Linked DNA regions of Homo sapiens: region 1 is linked to region 2. The links are chromatin loops, found by intact Hi-C in ENCODE. Cell type or tissue: endothelial cell of umbilical vein. All regions are shown on one strand. Each heading gives the region's core, and the rest is flanking DNA. Links, peaks and the distances in the headings are about the cores only.

Region 1 (11,462 bases), core at 2,017-10,016, 260 kb before region 2:
TGGCCAGGCTGATTTCGAACTCCTGACCTCAGGTGATCCGCCTGCCTTGGCCTCCCAAAATGCTGGGATTACAGGCGTGAGCCGCCACGCCCGGCCACTTTTTTCTTTTTCTTTTTTTTTTGAGACAGTCTCACTCTGTCGCCCAGGCTGGAGTGCAGTGGCGCAATTTTGGCTCACTGCAACCTCTGCCTCCCGGGTTCAAGCCATTCTCCTGCCTCAGCCTCCCAAGTAGCTGGGACCATACCCGGCTCATTTTTTATTTTTAGTAGAGACAGGGTTTCACCATGTTGGCCAGGCTGATTTCGAACTCCTGACCTCAGGTGATCCGCCCGCCTTGGCCTCCAAAAGTGCTGGGATTACAGGTGTGAGCCAGCGATCCCACGATCCCAGCCTTTTTTTTTTTTTTTTTTTTTTTTTTTGAGATAGGGTCTTGCTCTGTTGCCCAGGCTGGAGTGCAGCCACATGATCTGGGCTCACTGCAACCTCCACTTCCCGGGTTCAAGTGATCCTCTCACCTCAGCCTCCTGAGTAGTTGGGACCACAGGTGCCCACCACCACGCTGGCTAATTTTTGTGTTATTATTTTTATTATTTGGTAGAGACAGGGTTTTGCCATGTTGCCCAGGCTCTTTCTCTAAAGCTTTTAAATAAACTTTCACTCCTGCTTTCAAACTTGTTGCAGTCTCTCACTTTGCCTTAGACTTCTCAGTTGAATTCTCTTTTCTGAGGAGGTAAGAACTGAGGTTGCTGCAGACCTGGATGGATTTGCTCCTGCTAACATACTTCAGTGCTTCATGACTTGGATATAGTCTCTCCCGGTAACACCTCCCCTCCCCTCCTCTTCCCTCCCCTCCCCTCCCCTCCTCTTCCCTCCCCTCCCCTCCCCTCCTCTTCCTTCCCCTTCCCTCCCCTCTCCTCCCCGACTTCCTTCTCCAAACAGCCCCATGAAGCAGCACTGGGCTTCCCAAGAGAGGTCCTGCCACGTGACTGGCCTCTGTCATTGGCAGAACCCTGCATAGGCCGTAGCTCTGCAGCTGTTTTCCTGGAAATTATGCCGGCTCCGAGAAGGGCCCATGTTCTACAGGAACCCCAGGCAGAAGGGACCGGAGCTGCACTTAGGCATTTTGCATCAGTACCAGAGAGCTGTGGTGAAAGACTAGAGTTTTAGGAGAGCTGAACTTGGGGAGGAGAGTGGCCGCTTGCAGCTGGCATAGAGAACTTCCTATGCCCATGAGTTCCACCAGGACCCACTCCTCCAGGAAGCCCTCCTACACCACACTATTTGGAAGGCCACTGGGGTTGGGGTCCTGCTGCCCCATAGGCCCTGCTTTCTCTCCCATGGCCCTTCTCCAGCAAGGACAGTGGGTCAGGCTCATGGAATAGCTGCAGAAGCCATACCTCATCAGGCCTCGGTTTCTCCATCTGCCAAATACGAAAAGGAATCCTTGGCCTGGCTTCCTCCTAGGAGGAAAGGGGCAGGGGGGCTATCAACAAATCGACAGTGTCCCGTGGGGCTGGGGTGGGGCACCGCCTGATGGTACATGTCTGGGCTGCTGAGGGTCCTCATGCTCCCTCCTTTGCAGGAGGGGATGTGCCGTGAAAGTGGCTCCTGGTCAGCTGTCCTGGCCATCCCACAGTCCCGGAGGAGGTCAGCAGACTTCAGCCAGGGTCTCATGGAGCTGTAGGTGATGCTGAGCAAGTCACTGCTCCTCTTGGGGAAGGCTGGGTGGCAGCAGGGACCTCAGGCTTAAGGCCTCAACCTCTGTGCCTGCTTCTCTGAGACTCAGTTTCCTCATCTGTCAACAGGGAACACAATGGCCCCACCCCATGCAGACAGTAGGGCATCCCCAGGAAGAGTCTCAGGGCTGGTGACAGCCTGAGAAGTGAAAGGGAGAAGCAGGGTGAGTGTTGGGGTCCTGGGAACCAGGGTTAGGGCAGTGGGAAGTGCAAGTCATCATGCAGAGGGAAGTGGGCCCGGGCTGCTGGGGGAGGGGCTAGGTGACCCACCCTGAGGTCAGCACCACTCTTGTGACCAAGGCTAGCAGCTGCAGCCACGCCTCTGGCCAGGCCCAGCCACCTATAGGCCCTCTGCCCCTCGTGATCACCCACCACCCTGGGCCCTGCTCCAGGTTGCTCTCCCTTCTGCCTTCGACTGCCCTCTTCTTCCTTTTTTTTTTTTTTTTTTTTTTTTGAGATGGAGTTTCACTCTTGTTGCCCAGGCTGGAGTGCAATGGCGTGATCTCAGCTTACCGCAACCTCTGCCTCCCAGGTTCAAGTGATTCTCCTGCCTCAGGCTCCCGAGTAGCTGAGATTACAGGCATGCACCACCACACCTGGCTAATTTTGTATTTTTAGTATTTTGTATTTTGTATTTTTAGTAGAGACGGGATTTCTCCATGTTGGTCAGGCTGGCCTCGAACTCCCGACCTCAGGTGATCCGCCCGCCTTGGCCTCCCAAAATGCTGGGATTACAGGGGTGAGCCACCATGCCCAGCCCCAACTGCCCCTCTTCTAGAGAGCTTTCCTCTAGGTGCCTTCAAGAATGCAGAGAGAGGGCCAGTAATGTGCCTCCCTGTGTTATTCTCTGGTCCGTGCTGAATCGGCCTTTTCTGCTGCCCTACAGGGCGCAGGTGGAGGTTTAATTAATGGACTAAATGAGGTAATGAAAAAGATTGGGAAAAATTTTTTTCAAGGTGAAAAAGGAGTGAAGGATAGTACCTCCCATTTCTGCATCTAAACTCCTTGGTCTAGAAGTCCTTTCTTGTGTCTGACTTAAATACATCAAGCTGAATTTCAGACGCTGAGCAACGTTGGAGGAGAAGCAAGATAACACTGTGCTTAGTGAAGGGGCTCCTAGCTTCACCACTGGCTGGCACATGACTGGACCGCTCTGTGCCTCAGTTTCCTCATCTGTGAAAAGAAGAGAGTTAGTGCCCACTTCATTAGGCTGTCCGATGAAATCGGCTAATGTATACAAAACACTTAGAACAACGCCTGGCACCGGTGGAGATCAACAAACATCAGCAGTCTACCCAAAAGAATTGAAAGCAGGAACGTGAACAGATATTTGCATACCCGTGTTCTTTTGTTTGTTTGTTTTTGTTGTGAGACAGGGTCTTACTCTGTTGCCCAGGCTGGAGTGCAGTGGTGCAATCATGGCTCACTGCAGCCTTAACCTGCCAGGCTCAGGTGGTTCTCCCACCTCAGCCTCCCAAGTAGCTGGGGCTACAGGTGCACCCCATCACACCTGGCTAATTGTTTGTATTTTTGGTGGAGACAGGGTCTCACTATGTTGCCCAGGTTGATCTTGAGTTCCAGAGCTCAAGCGATCCACCCGCCTGGGCCTCCCAAAGTGCTGGGATTACAGGCATGAGCCACCACACCTGGTATACACACCCATGTTTTATAGCAGCACTGTACACAGCAGCCAAGAGGTAGCAGCAATCCCAGTGTGCACAGAGAGATGAATGAATGCACAGTGTAGCCCATCCATACAATGGAATATGATTCAGCCTCAAAAAGGAAGGGAATTCTGATACCTGCTACCACATGAATGAATCTTGAAGGCATTATGCTGAGTGAAATAAACCTGACAACGCCCTCCTGGCAGATGCAGACACAAAAGGATAAACGCTGTGTGACTCTATTTATTTGCAGTACATAGAATAGTCAAGACCACAGAGACGAAAGGTAGAATGGCGGTTGCCAGGGCCCGGAGGAGAGGGAAAGAGGAGTTAGTGCATAGTGGGTAGAGTTTCCGTTTTGCCAGGTGACGATTTCTGCAGGTGGAGGGTGCTGTTGGTTGCACGACCCTGTGAATATACTTAATGCCACTGAACTGTGCACTTAAAAGATTATAAATTGCATTATGTATATTGTACCATAATAATTTTTAAACAGTCAGCTGTCATTGCTCTGGCAGACAGAAGGGAGGGAACATCCCATGTGTCGTAGCCTCTGAGGCCCTGGGTTGCGTGCGAGGAGCTGACCGTGGCTCCTGGCCAGGTGCTGGCACACTCGCCTTCTAGGCTAAATGGAGAGGTCATTGCCAGTCTGCTCCTGTCTGCTGCCCTCCCCACCAGGCAGAGCCCCCTGCTCACTGCCCCTGGCCTGTGCCCTGGGGAGCTGGGGAATGGGACAGCCGCTGGCCACTGGTCACAAACATCGCCACCCAGCATGTGATGCTGGCTTCCTGCTGGGGAGGAGCCGTAGGCTGGCCTTTGGCTCCTCTGGAAGTGCCTGGCCTCTTGGGAACTGCTTTCTGCATCTGCGAGAAGAGGGTAAGGACTGCTCCTGCCCTATGGGCCCCATTGGCTGTCATCCCTTGGGCCTCCATGCTGCCCCATTTTCAGAAGACTTTCCTTGTCTTGAGGACTTCACGTATGTTACCATTGACCCTCATGCCTGAGCTTAGAGAGGGGAAGTGACTGGTGCAGACACAAGTCCAAGGCAGCAGCCTCGTTTCCCAATCCCCAGCCGGTGCTCTGGGCGGGCCACTGCCGTCAGTGGGGGACAAGGGTGGCAGCCCCGCCTCAGCCCTGCAAAGCCCGTGGAGACCAGGGGCTGCCTTCGAGGGGACAGTGGGGCCTAAGGCCTGACAACGCCCTCCTGGCAGATGCAGACTTCCCGAGCAATTTCCCGATCTGCTTGGGAATGGGAGGGGGGGTGAGGGGGTGGGGTGGGGGAACAGAGTCTGGCAGGAGAGGCTTGTGGGGATTGCACAATGAGGCCACAGCAGCCAGCCGTGAAGGCAGCCACCGGCCAGGGCCCCTCAGCCCGTATCCTCATCGCCCCTGTGTGGATGAACTCCATCTGCGCGGTGCCGGTGGAAGGACCCTCCCAGCCCCGGGACACCGCGGCTCTGTGGACTCATCTGAAAAATGTCATCCCTGGAGTCCTAGGAGAGAAGGGGTGGGGTTGGCAGCCTTAACGCCCCATCCTGCATCCTGGCGGCCTCCCGCATCCGCTCCCCCACAGGTTCCCCAGAGACAGGATGATGGATGGCAATCCGAGTGCAAACCTGGCGCTTGGCCAGCACTCTGGAAGAGGAAGTTCTCAGTTCCCAGGGCACCTGAACCCACAGCCGCCCCCACTCCGCTGGCCCCCCTGGTCCTGGAAGACCTGTTACTAGGCTGCAGAAGGGGTGGCGGAGTGATCAGGGGGCGGGGAAAGAGGCCAAACAAAAGAGGGGAGGAGCAGAGGCCCCAGTGAGGCAGGAGGGAAGCCCCTGCCCAGCGGGAAATTCCTAAATGTCTGGGTCCTTTCCAGAGGGCAGGAATTCCTAGCCTAGAGTGTGAAATAAGGAAGGAAGTGAATCTCCAGTGGGTTCCCTTCACAGCCCCTTTCCATCCTCCCCACATGCCCCACCCCCACATCTCCCAAAACAAACCCTGAGAGACGGTGTGGATGGGGAGACAGGCCTGGAAACGGAGGCCTGCGCTGAATGGGCAAAGCCGGGTTGATGATCCAGACGAGGCCCTGGAGTCTGGGCCTTGGGCCCCTCCCCTTCTGCCTGCTCCGGCAGCCTGTGGGTCCAGCCCCAGCCCCAGAGGGGGAAAGGCTCCAGTGGGAGTCCCATAGGCCTGGCTAGGAACCCCACTCCGCTACTTAAAGTGGTGTGAGCCGGGTCAGCCACTTCACCTTTCCGCATTTACGCATTTCAAGCAAGGCTTGACGACCGGAGGGGCTCAAGGCCCTGTGCACAGCCGCGCGGCCAGCACTCTGGCCAGCCTTGTAGCCCCCTTCCCCTTAGGGGGCCTCCTTCAGGAAGCCCCCGTCCCCTGCCTCCTTGTGGCCACGGTGACACCGGAACACTTCAGAGGGGCGGCTGGGGAGTTGGGGTGGGACGGGCTCTCCCGCAGCTGGAGCCGGTGTGTGACGCGGGAACGCGGCCAAGCGCGCCCCATCCAGGCGGCCTATCAGGAGCCGTCGTCGGACAATGGCTCCGCGCCTGACAACCCCGTCGTCCCCGTGCCGTCCCCCGAACTCCACATACCATGCGACGCGCGGCCAGCCCCCCGCCCCTGCCCGGCTGCTGGGAGGAAGTGACAGCGCCCCGCATCCCCCGCTGGGCAGGCCGGGCGCGCCCAGCCCCTGGGACGCAGGGACACAGCCGGGCCGCGCTGGGCCTTGGCCTCCGCCCGCGGGTTTTCCGCGGTTGCGGCGGGGCGGGGAAGGAGGGGCGGGCGGGGCGGGGCTGACTCTGCGACTATTTCAGGCCTTGCGGAACCCGGGCCAGGACAGTGGCGGCCAGGCCGGGACACGGTAAGTGACCTCCGCTTCCACACGTCCATTCCCCGCCGCTCCGCGCGGCTTCTCGCCCGCCCCTACCCCGAGGCCAGGCCGGATTCCCCGAGGAAAGAGCCTGTCGCCGCGGCGGGGACAGGAGGGGGCTGGACGCTTCCAGGGAAACTGAGGCCCTGGCGCGCCCAGCGTCCGCGCGTCCGGGCGCAGAGGGGCCAAGGCTGGCTGAGGGCCCGGGCCTGCCAGAGGCAGGGAGGGCGGGGCTGGGGCAGGCGCAGGGGTCTCCCCTCCATTACAGCAGAAAGGCCCCAGGTCCGGCGTGACTCCCCGGCCGGGCGACACAGGCCGAGTCACTTCCTCGCCCGTGCCCGGGTGTCCTCATCGGGGGATGGGTGCGCCTTCCACATCCTGCCCAGGACTGAAGGAGCCGGGCCCAGCGAGCTCCCGGGAGGTGTGTGGACATCAGCCCTGACGGGGAAGGCGAGCCAGGTCAGTGGACCTGAGGAGAGGCCGGGCAGCAGGAGGCTGGGGGGCGCTGTTGAGCCACTGGCTGTGACCCCTCTACGAGCCTCCCAGCAGGCCCCTTCCTGCCTCAGTGGGCCCAACCAGCGGCAAGGCTCAAAGGAACGCCCCTCCTCCCCTTCTTCCTTTCTGGCTGCACCGGCTCGCTGCTGCCTGCAGGACAGACTCAGGACACAGGAGACTCACCCCCACTGAGGCCCAGCTAGGCGCCCAGCACTTGGCTGTGCGGTTTGGCCACATCCCCTCAGCAGCACTGTGGGGTGGGGGTCCTCATCCCCTTTTCAAAGACGGGGAAACGGCGGCTTGTGAAGGAAGGAGGTGTGCAGTCCACACACTAGTGAGAAGTGTGCTGAGCCCACACCGAAAGCGTTTCTCTTTCCATGGCACCAGCTGCCTCGGAGAGCGGAGACCTGGGGCGAGGCCCAGGGGGCTGCAGCAGGACCTTCAGGCGCTCTGGGTTTCGTGTCACAGAGGGGAGAAGGCGGTGATGCTGTGGGGGTCCTGCGGGAGCTGTGCCTGGAGGTGGGACAGAGCCTAGTACATGTGGGGTGGGACAGGGAAGGCTGAGGTGAGGCTGGCAGGGAGCATTGCTGGTAAGGGCCACCCTCCCCCACCCCAGGAGAATGGCAGAGGTGGGGCCTGGGCACCCAGGGTGGGGCTGAGTGGCCCTGCCAGACAGACCAGCTCCCGCGGGTGCTAGGCATGCACCTGAGAGGGGCTGGGAAGCGAAGTTGGGGCACCGGGTGGGGAGCAGAGGTGCCCCATGGCCTTGCCCCTGGGGCTCCCTGGAGCATGCCCCTCTTGGTCCTGGAGTGGAATGCTCAACCCAAATGGCACTAGGGAGGCCAGTGCCATCCAGGAGTGTGGGACTCTGCCCAGGGCACTGGGTGAGCATGGCAGGGGCTGGGGGTGGGAGGAGCCCAGGCTTCCTGTCCCTCAGGTGGCTCTGGCCAAGCCCCTCCAGGATGGGGACAGGGTAGTGGGGCTGGTGGAGGCAGCGGGGCCATGGGAAGAGTCGGATGGGCCCAGTCTGAGCCTCCATGGCTGCTGTGCTTGGGGCAAACACCTCCTACTCAGCCTCAGTTTCTCCTTCTGGATGGTGGATCATCCTGCCTGCCTTGCAGGGCTGTTTCAGGGGTCACTTGAAGTTACCATGATACATGAGACAAGGCTGCATGCATTTAGTCTTGGGGTGGGGCAGACAGGTGGCATCAAGGTTACAGGTCACCCCAGTTCTTGGGGAGGCCCAGCCCCTGCCTGCTTCCCCCTTTCAGATCAGCCATGCTCTTCTCCAGTGGACCTGGCCTTGCTCTGACAATGGTCAGGTGCTGGGCAGGGACTCTGGGGAAGCTCGGGTCTTGCCTCTCTGGATGTAGCTTGCAGGATAGCTGGGGATGTGGAGGCAGGGGAAAGCTGGGCTCTGGGACCGGGTGGCCTGAGTTCCAAGCCCAAGCTATTGACTATAGGGACAGTTTAAGCCGAAATAACACCCTTCCAGATGAGAGAAAGGAAGAGATGGGATGGGCACCCAGGAAGGCTGCAGAAACTGGAAGCCTTTGTGATGATGCTACGATCCCATTTGGGAGGGGGTGGGAGCCAGGAAGCCTGGGTTCTGGACCCGAGTTGCTGTGTGACTTCAGGCCGCCCTGTGACTTGCTGAGCCCCTTGCCCCAGTGATGTGTGAAAGGCTGTCTGAGGTCCCACCCACTGTGGCTTCTGTAGATCCTGGTCAGGCTCTGCCCCTTTCATGGCCCAGCTGGAGCAGCTGTGTTTCTGTGACCCCACCGCTGGATCAGAACTGGACAAGATGGCAGAGGGGCTGGGTCTGGGCAGGAGGAGGCTGGGTTCCAGTCTCAGGCCGGTTCTGGTGTTCTAGACCCCGGCATGTCCCAGACCTTTCTGGACCTCTGTTCCTGCTCTGTCCAAAGGGACAGAGCCCATGCCCCGCCTCTTCCCTAGGGTCCCGTGGGATCCAGGGAGGTGTCCATTGCCTGCTTCCTGCCCAGAGGGTGGGCTGGCAGGGAAGGATTTGCCCAAGTAAAGTGAAAGTCCCCCTCTGTGTGGCGGGCTTGGCGTCCCCAGCCTCTTCCTTGCTTCTGGGGCTGTGAAGTATTGGAAGGGGAGCTGTAGATGGTGAGATGCTCGTGGCCAGGGAGGAAGCACAGTTGTTGGTGCTCATCTGGGCCAGGAGATGAGCAGAGCCCCGGTGGCTGAATGGGTGAAACAGACTGAGTGTACTCAATGCAGCCAGCATAGCTGTGTGTCCAGCCTGGGAGCCAGGGCCGGTCCATGGTGACCACTGATGCCTTCACCCCCACCCCGCAGGAGCCTGCAGGCCTGAACCAGGGTGATGCTGAAGATGATGACCTTCTTCCAAGGCCTCTAGAGCCATCAGCCTGTGCCAGGCACCCTCGACTTGCCTAGAGGCCCCCAAAAGTTGCAGTCCACATCAGAGGCAGAGTCAGAGGCCTCCATGTCGGAGGCCTCCTCTGAGGACCTGGTGCCACCCCTGGAGGCTGGGGCAGCCCCATATAGGGAGGAGGAAGAGGCGGCGAAGAAGAAGAAGGAGAAGAAGAAGAAGTCCAAAGGCCTGGCCAATGTGTTCTGCGTCTTCACCAAAGGGAAGAAGAAGAAGGGTCAGCCCAGCTCAGCGGAGCCCGAGGACGCAGCCGGGTCCAGGCAGGGGCTGGATGGCCCGCCCCCCACAGGTGCTCTAGGACCCTGGGTTAGAGCTAGTCTGGGGCCTGGACGGGGTTGGCGCTCATCCGCGTGAGTGAGCCACTTGCACAGTGGGCCGGCAAGTGGGGCTGGAAGGCGCGTCTGTCTCCCTGCTTTCACCTGTGCCGCAATCTGGGGGGCTGGGAGGCCTTCAGCCTAGTCAGGGACACCGACATCACCCTTTAGGGTGTTGGCCGCCGGCCCTGTGCGCGTCTAGGGGAGGACGGTCCCGCTTGGCGCTGGCCGCCCCGCCCGGTGGGCGGTGGGCTGGGGCCGGGGCTGACGCGGCTTTCCCGGCGCAGTGGAGGAGCTGAAGGCGGCGCTGGAGCGCGGGCAGCTGGAGGCGGCGCGGCCGCTGCTGGCGCTGGAGCGGGAGCTGGCGGCGGCGGCGGCGGCGGGCGGTGTGAGCGAGGAGGAGCTGGTGCGGCGCCAGAGCAAGGTGGAGGCGCTGTACGAGCTGCTGCGCGACCAGGTGCTGGGCGTGCTGCGGCGGCCGCTGGAGGCGCCGCCCGAGCGGCTGCGCCAGGCGCTGGCCGTGGTGGCGGAGCAGGAGCGCGAGGACCGCCAGGCGGCGGCGGCGGGGCCGGGGACCTCGGGGCTGGCGGCCACGCGCCCGCGGCGCTGGCTGCAGCTGTGGCGGCGCGGCGTGGCGGAGGCGGCCGAGGAGCGCATGGGCCAGCGGCCGGCCGCGGGCGCCGAGGTCCCCGAGAGCGTCTTTCTGCACTTGGGCCGCACCATGAAGGAGGACCTGGAGGCCGTGGTGGAGCGGCTGAAGCCGCTGTTCCCCGCCGAGTTCGGCGTCGTGGCGGCCTACGCCGAGAGCTACCACCAGCACTTCGCGGCCCACCTGGCCGCCGTGGCGCAGTTCGAGCTGTGCGAGCGCGACACCTACATGCTGCTGCTCTGGGTGCAGAACCTCTACCCCAAGTGAGCAGACCAGGGGCTGGGCCCGGGCCGGCAGGGAGGGTGTCCTCTGTAGGAGGGGTGTCGAGGGGTGTCGAGGTGTGCCGCCGGCAGCTTTTAGTGAGGTCGGTGTTTGCAGAGTTTTGGGTCCGAGAATGCAGGGGTGGGACTTGGACTCCCTGGGGCAGAGCCTGGACAGGCAGAGACTGGGCCTGGACACAGGGATAAGGCTGGGGCTGGGTCTGCGTTGCTCTTGGAATCCTTAATTTCCTGGGCCTCAGTCACATTCTGCTGTTGGGGAAACTGAGGCACAGAAAATGGTAGGGATTTCATTCACGAGCGCCCAGTCTGAGGAGGGGGCAAAGCAATCAATAACCATCCAGAGCTGGAAGGGCTGTGGCAGCAGAGGCCAGGCCCCGTGCAGAGCATGGGCCCAAAGCAGGCCTGGAGAAGTCAGGGAAGCCAGCCTGGAGGAGGTGAAAGCCAGCGGTCCTTCTCTGAGCCAGGGAATCAGGCCAGGAGGCAGGAGGAGGGGTGATAGGGCAGGTAGGGGAGAAGGTGAGAGGAAGGTCGGTGCTCCTGAGCATGTCCTCTTCCAGGGCACTCTGGAGCTGAGCAGAGCTATGCGGGCACCCCCAGGCAGGAGAGTTCCAAGTGATGGGCTAGGGCCACGTGTCTTGTTAGACCCCCATTGTGTAGGGTTACCCTGTGAGCCCGCCGCAGAGCTGGAGCCCCTCAGGTGGGAGGCTGGCTGTGCAGCTGGTACCCCTGCTGAGTACAGCCTCAGGCGTCCCTTGACTCCATAGATCCCTGGGCGTGCCCGTCATTCGCACGGTCTGCATGGAGAGAGGCTTACTGCAGTGTGGAAAGGCCCAGGGCGGGGGAGTCCAGGGGCTGTTATTGTGGGGCTTGGCCACTGCTGGCCCCAGATCCTAGTGTGAAACTTTAGGAAGGAAGCCTGGAGGTATAGACAGTGTGGGCAGTGTCTGCCGTCTCGGGGGCCTTGGGTGGCCTGTGGGCTCAGTTCGTGTTGAAGGGTCAGCCTCTGGCAGAAGGATAGAGAAAGGGTCCAGTGGA
Region 2 (11,462 bases), core at 2,403-10,402:
GAGGGCTACGCTACCAGAATCTGGTAATGACAACTGTGTATGTGTGCGTGAGAGGCGGCTGACCGATCTAGATGGGGACTGACCGATCTAGAACTAGATGGGGATCAATCATCTTCAGCAGATCCGAGAGCTGGAGAATTACTGCAGGGGCAAATGGCTCTTTCTCTCCTGCATCCCCCAGGGCCATCTCTACACTGCGGTGAAGCATGGGACGTGGTAAAAGGACACCTTTGAGCTGTGGGAAAAGCTGACACGATTTTTCAGAATAGTGTGTTTAGGAAGGCGGGGGCGCCCATGTTCTTCCCGAGAGGCGTTCCATCCAGAGCTATCTGGAAAGGCTGGGGTACTGGAAGCCAGAAGGTGGAGAATCACTGATGCAGCTCTACTGAGTTTTCAGCTGGGCCCCACCCACACTGACCTAAGCACAGGAGGTTCGAGGGCTCTCCACTGACCAGGAATGAAAGGATCAATTGCAGAGTTTCGGCCTTGGAGCCCAGTCCTGGCTCTCCCTTTGCTTGCTCCTGACGTTGGAAGAGTTACAGCCCCTCCTGAGTCTCAGTCAGTCGCCTCTCACGTGCCCATTGACGTCTCACAGGCTGTTGGAGAGTTAGGGGGTCCTAGCATAGGTGTCTTGTGCCAGGTACACAGCTGGAGCTCAATAAATGTACTGTGACCTCAGGCAGGAAAAGCCAAGGAGGGGCGGGCCACCCTGGGGGCTGGTCTGCAGAGTCTTCAGGGAAGAAGCCAGGACAAGGACAAGGACCCTGGATGAGGACAGGATGAGAGGATGGCTGCATAACAGCAGGGAGGCTTTGGGCAGGCAGGGGAGCCTTTCCAGGTGAGTGAATGGCAGGAACACAATCTTGGAAGTGAGAATTCCTGGGGTGCCTTCTGGGCCTTGAAGCAGGGCTCACAGAGGGCAACAGGACCCCGCTGGAGTGAAGAAGGGGACTGGAGGGTAAATTAAAAGAATAGCAGCTTGTCTGCCCTCATCCCCGGTGTGGGGGGAGCAGCCTGGCATGGAGTCCAAATGGACCTCATATTTCCCAAAGACTCAAAGCATCTGGGGCCTACCTGGAATGTCCCAGGAACACCTACTGCCCGGCCCCTCCTCTTTCCCCTCACCAAGCATGATGACTGCAATGTCTCATAATTATCACACTCTGCTTTTCTCCATCTCTGTGGCTTTACATATTCTCAGTGTTCAGCTCTTGGTCTGCAACATATCTGCGTACAAACACGCACACACACACACACACACACACACACACACACACACACACACACTGAGGAATGGCTCCCGGGTCCCAGTAGTTCCCACTCTCTGGTAGAGGAGTTGTGTTTGTGAGGGCTGTGATGGGGTGACAAGCCTGCAGCAGCCTTTCCATGTTCGTCCAAACTAGATGTGGTGCAGAGAGCACAGGCCTGTGGATCAGCAGATGTGACACTTAGCATGATGGTACTGGTTAGGATCAAGCTAGGCAGTAACACACAACCCAACTGTAGTGGGTGCAACAAGCAGGTGCTTATTTTTTTGCAGAAGAAATCAGGAGGATGGCAATCTCACTGCTAGTGCAGGTGCTTGAAGCTGCCATCGGGGACCCAGATACTTTCTGGTGATAGTGTATATGGGGGGCGTCTGCTGGAGCTTGGGAGATTTGGACCCCCATTCTGGCTCTGTTGCTAACTAGTTGTGCAGCTTCAGACAAAGCTTCTGAAGCTTTGACTTCATTTCTTTATTTGTTTTTAAAATTGCAGGCTGAGTATAGTGGCTCCTGCCTGTAATCCCAGCACTTTGGGAGGCTAAGGTGGGAGCATTGCATGAGGCCAGGAGTTCGAGACCAGCCTGGGCAAAATGGCAAACCCTCATCTGTACAAAAAAAAAAAAAAAATACAAAAAATTAGCTAGGCATGGTGGTACATGCCTGTGGACCCAGCTACTTTGGAAACTAAGGCAGGAGGATCACTTGAGCCCCGAAGTTTGAGGCTGCAGTGAGCTGTGATTGTGCCACGGCACTCCAGCCTGGGTGACAAAGTGAGGCCCTATCTCAAAAATGAATAAATAAAATTGTGGTAACAACATATAACATAAAACCATCTTAACCATCTTAACCATTTTTAAGTGTACAGTTTAGTGGCATTGAGTACATTCATACTGTTGTGCAATCTGTCCTCATGTCTCTTTTCTTTCCAAACGGAAACTCTCCCTATTAAGCAAGAACTCTCTATTTCCTCCTCCCCACTGGCACCACCATTCTGCTTTCTGTCTCAATACATTTGACTGCTCCAGGTAACTCATAGAAGAGGGATCATACAGAATTTGTCCTTTTGTGTTTGACTTATTTCACTCATCATAATGTCCTCAAGTTTCATCTGTGTTGTAGCTAATGTCAGAATTTCCCCTCTTTTTAAGGTTGAATAATATTCCATTGTATGGACATACCACATTTTGTTTAGCCATTCATCTATGGATGGACACTTGGTTTGCTTTCACATTTTAGCTATTGTGAATAATGCTGCCATGAACATGACTGTGCAGATATTTCCTTGAGACTGTGTTTTCAATTCTTTTGGGTATCTATCTGGATGTGGGATTATTAGATCCTATGGTAATTCTATTTCTAATTTTTTTCAAGAAGCATAATACTGCTTTCCATAGAAGCTGCACCATTTTACATCCCCACCAACAGTGCACAGTTTCCAATTTCTCCACGTTCTTGCCAAAATTTGTTATTTTCTGCTTTTTTGGTAGCAGCTATCCTAATGGCTTTGAGACTCAGTTTCTCGTCTGTCCCACAGGGACATAGTAGGGCTAGATTATCTCTAGCTTCTGATGTCTCATGGTGCCTTCCTTCTTGCCATGAAAGTAAGTATTGCTTATGCACATATACATCTTAGTAAATTTAGTTATATCTTTTCAGCTTGGGGCCCCAAGGTAGAAACTATTTTAATATGAAGACAGGAAACAAGAAATATGAAAAGGGATTGAAGAAGGCATTCCAAGGACAACTTCCAAACCCTCCTCTCTATTCCTTCCAGACCATAGATGCACATAATTCTGGGCCACAGAGAGTCCTTTGGACAGAACAATACTTTACTGTTTCTTCTCTTCCTCTCCTTTTCTTTTTTGCTTGTAATTCACACACCCAGGTGGCTAGGCGCAGTGGATCACACCTGTAATCCCAGCACCTTGGGAGGCAGAGATGGGAGGGTTGCTTGAGGCCGGAAGTTCAGTCTGGGCAAGACTTGGTCTCTAAAAATAAATTACCTAGGTATGGTGGTGCATACCTGTAGTCCTAGCTATTCAGGAGGCTGAGGCAAAGAATCACTTGAGCCCCGGAGTTCAAGGCTGCAGTGAGCTATGATCACACCACAGTGCCCCAGCCTGGACAAGAGAGCAAGACCCTGTCTGGCTCAAGCAACAACAAAGGAAGGAAGGAAGAAGGAAGGAAGGAAGGAAGGAAGGAAGGAAGGAAGGATGGATGGAAGGGAGGGAGGGAGGGAGGGAGGAAGGAAGGGGAAAAAGAGAGAGGAAGGGAGGGAGGGAGGGAGGAAAGAGAGAAAAAGGCAGGCAGGCAGGGCAAGAAAGAGACAAAGAGAAAGAAAGAAAGAGAGAAAGAAAGAAGAAAAAAGAAACACACACACCCATCTCCCACTCTTTATAGTGTCATGATGTCATTTAACATAAGTGCAAGGAAAAGTTCAAGGCGTTTAATTCTAGCTTTTACAAAACCCAGAAGCATCTTGAGTTAAGTACTATTATCTTCATTTCCTAACTTTTGGCATTCGCTGACTCATTATTTCATATGTGGCTTGGGTGAGAAAAGCATCTGGGTGGCAACCTCCTCCCCCAGCTACTTCTCTGGCCAATGGGGACTGTTCTGAACTTCCCATACACTTTCTCGCAGCTTCTGCCTGAGGCTGAAACCCTTTCTGGGGTGTTTTCCCAACTGTCATCAGGATGGGATGCAGAACCAGGTGCCATGCTCTGTCCAAACCCTGCCTGGCTCCGGCCTTCTGCAGTCTCACTTCTCACCGCTCACTCTCCTGATATTTACCCAGACCCACCGTGTGGCTTCTCATTGCGGTGCTCATCAGGCCATCCTTCTGCTTGAACTGTCCTTTCTACCCATCCTCCCACAGCTAACTCTGCTCATGCTTTTAGACTCAGCATAAACATCCTCTCCCCCAGGAAGCCTTCCCTGATCCAAACCCCCGAGTTGAGCTAAATGTCCCTGCTTGGGTCTCCCACAACACTTATGCTCACCCCGTCTTATCATAACCAACATTGCAGTTGAAGTGTGTGAAGCACACATTTAACTAATGGAATTCCACTAACTCCTCTTGGCCAGAAGGAGAAAGAGAATAACTTTATTTATTTATTTACTTATTTATTTATTTCTGAGGCATGTTCTTGCTCTGTCTCCCAGGCAGGAGTGCAGTGGGCATCATCCTTCTGCCTTTTTTTTTTTTTTAAGTTTTTGTAGAGACAAGGTCTCACTCTGTTGCCCAGGCTGGTCTCCAACTCCTGGGCTCAAGTGACCCTCCCACCTCAGGCCCCCAAGTAGCTGGGATTACAGATGTGCATGCCGTCTCCCTATTCACATTTTATTTTACTTTATTTTGTTTTTTGAGACGCAGTCTTGCTCTGTTGCTCAGGCTGGAGTGCAGTGGGCTGATCTTCGCTCACTTCAACTCTGCCTCCCAGGTTCAAGAGATTCTCTCACCTCAGCCTCCTTAGTAGCTGGGACTACAGGCACACACCACCGTGCTTGGTTAATTTTTTGTATTTTAGCAGAGATGGGGTTTCACCATGTTGGCCAGGCTGGTCTGAAACTCCTGAGCTCAGGCAATCCGCCCACCTCGGCCTCCCAAAGTGTTAGGATTACAGGCGTGAACCACCGCGCCCGGCCCCTATTCACATTTTAAATAGAACCACTCTTGGCCCCCTGACCACTCCTCTCTGAGGGTTAGATGGGAGCCCTGAGTGTTACCTTAGTCCTCAGGTGTTTTAACATTGGGAGCCTCTGGCCTCTCTGGGAGTGAATCTGGCGTTTAAAGATACATATATTTGGCCGAGCGCAGTGGCTCACGCCTGTAATCCCAGCACTTTGGGAGGCCGAGACGGGCAGATCACAAGGTCAGGAGATCGAGACCATCCTGGCTAAGACGGTGAAACCGCATCTCTACTAAAAATACAAAAAAAATTAGCCAGGCATGGTGGTGGGCACCTGCAGTCCCAGCTACTCGGGAGGCTGAGGCAGGAGAATGGCGTGAACCCGGGAGGTGGAGCTTGCAGTGAGTGGAGATCGCGCCACTGCACTCCAGCCTGGGCGACAGAGCGAAACTCCGTCCCAAAACAACAACAACAACAACAACAACAACAAACATATATTTCGTGGAGCAAGAAATGTCTCAAACATAGCAAGAGAGTTGGGATGCCAACGGACCAAAGGGAAAGCAAGCATGACATAGCCCCCCACTACAAGGGCTTACCTATTATCCAAGCTTTGGGAGCTAGGTTAGAATCCCAGCTCTGTCGCTAACCAACCTGTGTACTTTAGCCAAGTCACTGTACCTGTCTAGACTTCGGATCGCATGTGTGTCTGCCCATCTCATAGGGTTACCCTGAGGCTAAATGAGGTAACAAATGTCATGAACCCACAAGGTAGACTCGACTCTCGGTAACAGTTCGTGTCACCCCCATCTCACACTACTCTCCCTCTTCGGACCCTGCACCCATGGATTCCATCCACCGCTGGCCAGGAGCTGAGTAGAGGCACCGAGCACGTGAAGAGGTGAATGGGCAAGGAAGGCTTCCAGGTCAGGTAGCATTTCCAGTGTTCCAGCCTGCAGGCATCTACCGAGCCTGGCCCGAGGCTGGCACCCAGAGATGCTTCCAGTCTTCCAGCAGCAACGCACTGACTGTAAGAAAAGCCTGCTTATAAACCCCCTACAGGCATTTGGAAGCTGGTCCCTGGGGTCCTCTACAGATTCATTTCGCCCCCAAACCCATCCCCTTTGTGCCACCCTCGTTATTGCACTCTTCCATCCGGATGGCATTTAGCTGGGTCCGGGTCTGTCACCCGTCTGACCACCAGCTCCTTGAGGGCAAGAGGCGCCTGCTGCCCTCAGGGTCCGCGCCCAGCCCGCAGCTGCTCAGATCCGGAGACGGGAAGGTTTGTTGGCGAGAACCTGACTCCCGGGTCACAGTTAAGGATGCAAGAGCCCGGCGCCTTCCCGTAGCCCCGGCCCTGTCATTAATTAATGCTGGGGCTCCATTCGGTGCAGCGCAGTCCCAGGGATGCAACCGCAACTTTTGCGCACAATAGGCTCTCGATCTGTAATCCAGCCAACCCAGGCCTGTAGTGTGTAAATGCCAACTCAGCGGGAGGGCTCTGGCTGTCGCCCAGAGCCGTTTCTCGGCTCTTTCGCGGTTGCCGGCGCGCTCGGGACAGGAGGAACCCGCAGCCCGCGGGAGTCAGCGGAGACCCGACCAGCACTATCCAGCCCTCTGCACCGCCCCCGCGGCGAGGTCTGGACCAAGTCGCCCCTAGCAACAACAGCCGGGCCGGCTTTCTCAGGCCATGCTGATTGGCGGGACTCCGGGTGGCGGCCTGTCGTCACTTCCGGCAGCCGGAGGCAGCAGAGGAAGCCGAGGGGCGGCCATCTTGGCTCCGTGAGGCTCTGAGGTGCCGGGGTGCGGCGGCGGCAGCGGCGGCCAGCAGGGCGGAGGCTGAGGCAGCAAGCTCGCTAGAGAGGGAGAAGCAGTCGGGCGCAGGCGCCTCCTCCGCAGCCCGCTCCATGGTCGGCGCCCACAGCCCGCGGCGGCCTGTCTTGCGCTCCACTTCCTTCACATCCTCCTCCGCCTCCTCGTTTTCAGGCGCCGCCGGCGGCGCTGTGTGGAGGCCCGCGAGCTGAAATTCGCGGTGCGACGGGAGGGAGTGGAGAAGGAGGTGAGGGGGCCCAGGATCGCGGGGCGCCCTGAGGCAAGGGGACGCCGGCGGGCCGAAGCGCAGCCCGCCGCCCGCAGGCTCGGCTCCGCCACTGCCGCCCTCCCGGTCTCCTCGCCTCGGCCGCCGAGGCAGGGAGAGAATGAGCCCCGGGACCCGCCGGGGGACGGCCCGGGCCAGGCCCGGGATCTAGACGGCCGTAGGGGGAAGGGAGCCGCCCTCCCCACGGCGCCTTTTCGGAACTGCCGTGGACTCGAGGACGCTGGTCGCCGGCCTCCTAGGGCTGTGCTGTTTTGTTTTGACCCTCGCATTGTGCAGAATTAAAGTGCAGTAAAATGTCCACTAGGACCCCATTGCCAACGGTGAATGAACGAGACACTGAAAACGTAAGTAACCTGGGCGTTGTAGTTGGCGGACCTTCGGGGTGGCATTCGTGCTCCTCGGGCAGTGCCTTGCAGTCGGGTGTTCCCCCCAGCCGAACGCTCTGGAAATAGAGGGCAGGCCGTAGTCACCCAGGAGGCAGCCAGGTCGGACCGTTTCCTCCAGAAGTCTGCCGTGTCCCGCTGTTCGCGGGCGGGTCTGCGAAGTACATCGATTATGCCGGCAGTCTAGTCGGTTAATAAAGCCCAGGAGTTGCAGCGTTACGGATCGGTGCTTTGAGAGGCCAGGTTGCCGCGCAATGGATTGTGCAAACGTGTGTGTCAGATCACTGCAGTGGTCAGTGCTTATTTTAGCCGAACTCTGCTTTTAACTTGGTCAGGCAGTTCTTGAGAGACTGTCACATTAATAACATATGTTACCGGTGCTGATTAAGAGTAATCGATTGGGTCAAGTGGGCGGTCTCGTTCTTTAAGATGGTCTGGAACTAAATTTAATCACAGTCACTAAGTGTCCACTGAGGGATCTTTGCGGTCCCCTTAGGAATTCCAAAACACTAGCGCGCAGCCTTTATTAAGGCAGTTTCCTTTCCATACAAATCTTTTTTGAAGGAGTTGGTTAAACATTTTGAAAAGCAGATGTATAGTGAAGCTCTGCTCTGCCACTCACTGCCTAGCTGAGGGACACCCGCTGGGGGCTTCGCTGTCCTCCTTCCTAAAAAGAGATTGGCTTAGATGAGCTCTTAGGTCCCTTTCAGCGCTCACAGGCTATGGTTTTATAAAAGGAACCTTTGATTTTGTTCATGTGAAACTACAAAATGCCAGGAACAGCATTGCTAGAGAATGAGAACTTGTAGTAGAAATTCCATTGAAGAAACGTTTGACTCTGTTCGTTTTCTAACTCTGTTCTCCTCTAACACTGGGTTCAAAAGTGTTTCAATCTAGTTGTTGACTATATTCTGTAAAACATCTAGTAAATAATTTGTAAAGAAACTTCACTGGCCTTTCATTAAAAGTGTTATGAGGTAATTGCTGGCACGAAATGTCTTCTCTTAGGGAATGCTTCCTTGCTTTGAGTGTTTTCATGCTTTCAGTAATGTCCTGAGATGTTGTGGCCTAGTGGAGTTAATGCTTTCATTTTGATCTTCAAAAATGCCGCTTGTTTGCTGGATAGCTGTTTGATAATTTAATCCGTAAACGTAAACCATAGCCTAAAGCATCCCTGTAGCATATTAGTATACAATATTTAATGCTCTGTGGCCCTGAGTAAGTAGAACAGTGATGTACCTTTCTCCACCTGAGATAGATTAGAAAATTATATAAAGAGTGAGTAATAGAAACTCTTAGACTAGGTGAGTCAGGGAACTAATTTCCTTATAGTCCTTTTAAAGAAACCTTATTTATTTGTTTATTTATTTATTTATTTACTTATTTATTTTTTGAGACAGACCGAGACTGTCTCCCAGGCTGGAGTGCAGTGGTGCGATCTTGGCTCACTGCAGCCTCCACCTCCCAGGCTGAAGTGATTATCATGCCTCAGCCTCCCGAGTAGCTGGGATTACTGGCGTGCACCACCACGCCCGGCTAATTTTTGTATTTTTAGTAGAGACAGGGTTTCACCATGTTGGCCAGGCTGGTCTAGAACTCCTGGCCTCATGTGATCCACCCGCCTCGGCTCCCCAAAGTGCTGAGATTACAGGCATGAGCCAGTGTGCCCAACTGATTAGTTTTGATCATTGATCTTCACTCAGAGAAGCAAAACCTTACATTGAACCAGAGTAGGAGCTCCATGCTTTCTAAACTGAAGCCAAAAACAGTCATAGCAGATTTGTGATAATGAAGGATTTCAAATGGGTCTTTTTTCTTTCTTTCTTTTTTGAGATGGAGTCTGGCTCTGTCTCCCAGGCTGGAGTGCCGTGGCATGATCTCGGCTCACTGCAACCTCCGCCTCCCGGGTTCAAGTGATTCTCCTGCCTCAGCCTCCTGAGTAGCCAGGATTACAGGCATGTGCCACCACTCCCGGCTAATTTTGTATTTTTAGTAGAGACGGGGTTTCTCCATGTTGGTCGTGCTGGTCTCAAACTCCCGACTTCAGGTGATCCTCCCGCGTCAGCCTCCCAAAGTGCTGGGATTACAGGCGTGAGCCACCACGCCCAGCCATGTAGTGTATTTAAAATGAATTTTTGACTTTTTTTAAAAATCAAGTTTATCACACATCGTTGCATTAATTTACCATGCCCTGTTACATTTTTAACTCTTGCATTGGCATGTTCTGGAAGGAGCTGTGTAGCTTTCACAGTGTGGAGCCCTTGTGTCAGTGTTATAACTCAGGTATAGTCCATATTAATTACCTACATTACTGCACTGCTAAGTATTAGACTTCCTGCCAATTGAGTGGTGAATGTACAAGAATGAATGGGAGCTCTCATTCTGTTGAGAACCTTTTTTCTTAAAGTTAGGTTTGTTGAGATGTAATGTTCATCTGTTTTAAGTATACAGTTTGGTGAATTTTGACAAGCGTATAGTTATGTAACCGCTATCACAATCAAGATGTAGAACACTTCCATTGCCAGAAAGGTCCCTTATGGCCCTGTATAGTCAGTGCCCTCTCCCTTTCTTAGCCCCTGGGTAACCACTGATCTGCTTTCTGTCCCTGTAGTTTTGCCTTTTCTAGGATGCTATGTAAATGGAGTCACAGTGTAAATAATCTTTTGTGTCTTCTTTCACTTAGAGTAGTGCTTTTGAGATTTATTTGAATGTGTATCAGTATCAGTAGTTCATTCCTTTTTATTGCTGAGTAAGTATTTCCTTGTTTGGATGTGCCACAATTTTTTTTAATCCACTCACCAGTGATGGACATTTTTGGCTATTGTGACTAGAACAGTTTTCTTTTAGTATTCTGTAAAAATACTTTTTATTGTGCTTACCCCAGGAATCTTATTTAAATTTTAAGTAATTGTATATAACTGTGATAAGAATGTCGCTTATTAGATCAAGACTAAGAAAAGGCAGGCCGGGTGTGGTGGCTCATACCTGTAATCCCAGCACTTTGAGAGGCTGAGGCTGGCGGATCACGAGGTCAGGAGATCGAGACCATCCTGGCTAACATGGTGAAACCCTGTCTCTACTAAAAATACGAAAAATTAGCCGGGCGTGGTGGCAGGCACCTGTAGTCCTAGCTACTCGGGAGGCTGAGGCAGGAGAATGGCATGAACCTGGGAGGCAGAGCTTGCAGTGAGCCGAGATTGGGCCACCACATTCCAGCCTGGGCGACAGAGCCAGACTCCATCTCAAAAAAAAAAAAAAATTAGCCAGGTGCGGTGGTGCATGCCTGTAATTCCAGCTACTCAGGAGGCTGACGTGGGAGAATCACTTGAACACAAGAGGTGAAGGTTGCAGTGAGCCGATATCATGCCACTGCACTGCAGCCTGAGTGACAGAGTAAGACTCTGTCTCCAAAAAAAAAAAAAAAAAAAAGCAGACAACTTGCAACATTATCTTCATCCTTGTACACTAATTTGTTTTTGTTTGTTTGATTTCCAAATATTAATGTCCACCCTTAGTGAATGGGTATATAAAAGTTTACTGTTGGCCAGGTGCAGTGGCTCACGCCTGTAATCCCAGCACTTTGGGAGGCCGGGGCAGGTGGATCACCTGAGGTCAGGAGTTCGAGACCAGCCTGACCAAGATGGCAAAACCCTGTCTCTACTAAAAATACAAAAATTAGCCGGGTGCGGTGGCGGGCACCTGTAATCCCAGCTACTTGGGAGGCTGAGGCTGGAGAATCGCTTGAACCCTGGAGACGGAGAGTGCAGTGAGCTGAGATCAAGCCATTGCCCTCCAGCCTGGGCGACAGAGGGATACTCCGTCTCAAAAAAAAAAAAAAAAAAAAAAAGGCCGGGCGCGGTGGCTCACACCTGTAATCCCAGCACTCTGGGAGGCCGAGGCGGGCAGATCACGAGGTCAGGAGATCGAGACCATCCTGGCTAACACGGTGAAACCCTGTGTCTACCAAAAATATAAAAAATTAGCCGGGCGTGGTGGCAGGTGCCTGTAGTCCCAGCTACTCGGGAGGCTGAGGCAGGAGAATGGCGTGATCCCGGGAGGCGGAGCTTGCAGTGAGCCAAGATGG

Evidence for each region. Hi-C counts contacts between places; a loop is a spot of excess contacts. Peaks named below come from ENCODE experiments on the same cell type or tissue, not always from the same donor. Only the 100,000 strongest peaks of a DNase experiment are listed, where the experiment ranks them.
Region 1: it touches region 2 in a loop (2.3-fold over the local background); 2 of 110 quality-filtered maps call a loop at or near these places.

The regions. Positions count from the first base shown.
Region 1 is chr14:103,117,221-103,128,682 of GRCh38, forward strand. It overlaps TNFAIP2 (TNF alpha induced protein 2), which reads left to right and starts at 6,241. Exons shown (of 12, transcript NM_006291.4): 1 at 6,241-6,731; 2 at 9,090-9,472; 3 at 9,785-10,409. The coding sequence starts at 9,238. It overlaps LINC00677 (long intergenic non-protein coding RNA 677), which reads right to left and starts at 5,689. Exons shown (of 2, transcript NR_138038.1): 1 at 5,389-5,689; 2 at 3,629-3,811. RefSeq lists enhancers at 5,172-5,704, 5,705-6,238, 10,990-11,462 and silencers at 5,903-6,182, 6,483-6,532. In endothelial cell of umbilical vein, for the core only: a CTCF peak has its summit at 6,801; DNase peaks (open chromatin) are centred at 4,341, 5,171 and 6,701; H3K4me3 peaks cover 1,509 bases; H3K27ac peaks cover 749 bases.
Region 2 is chr14:103,378,742-103,390,203 of GRCh38, forward strand. It overlaps MARK3 (microtubule affinity regulating kinase 3), which reads left to right and starts at 6,674. Exons shown (of 18, transcript NM_001128918.3): 1 at 6,674-7,339. The coding sequence starts at 7,289. RefSeq lists enhancers at 5,499-6,490, 6,491-7,480, 7,421-7,610 and a silencer at 6,951-7,140. In endothelial cell of umbilical vein, for the core only: a CTCF peak has its summit at 7,040; DNase peaks (open chromatin) are centred at 6,600, 7,530 and 8,230; H3K4me3 peaks cover 2,647 bases; H3K27ac peaks cover 1,999 bases.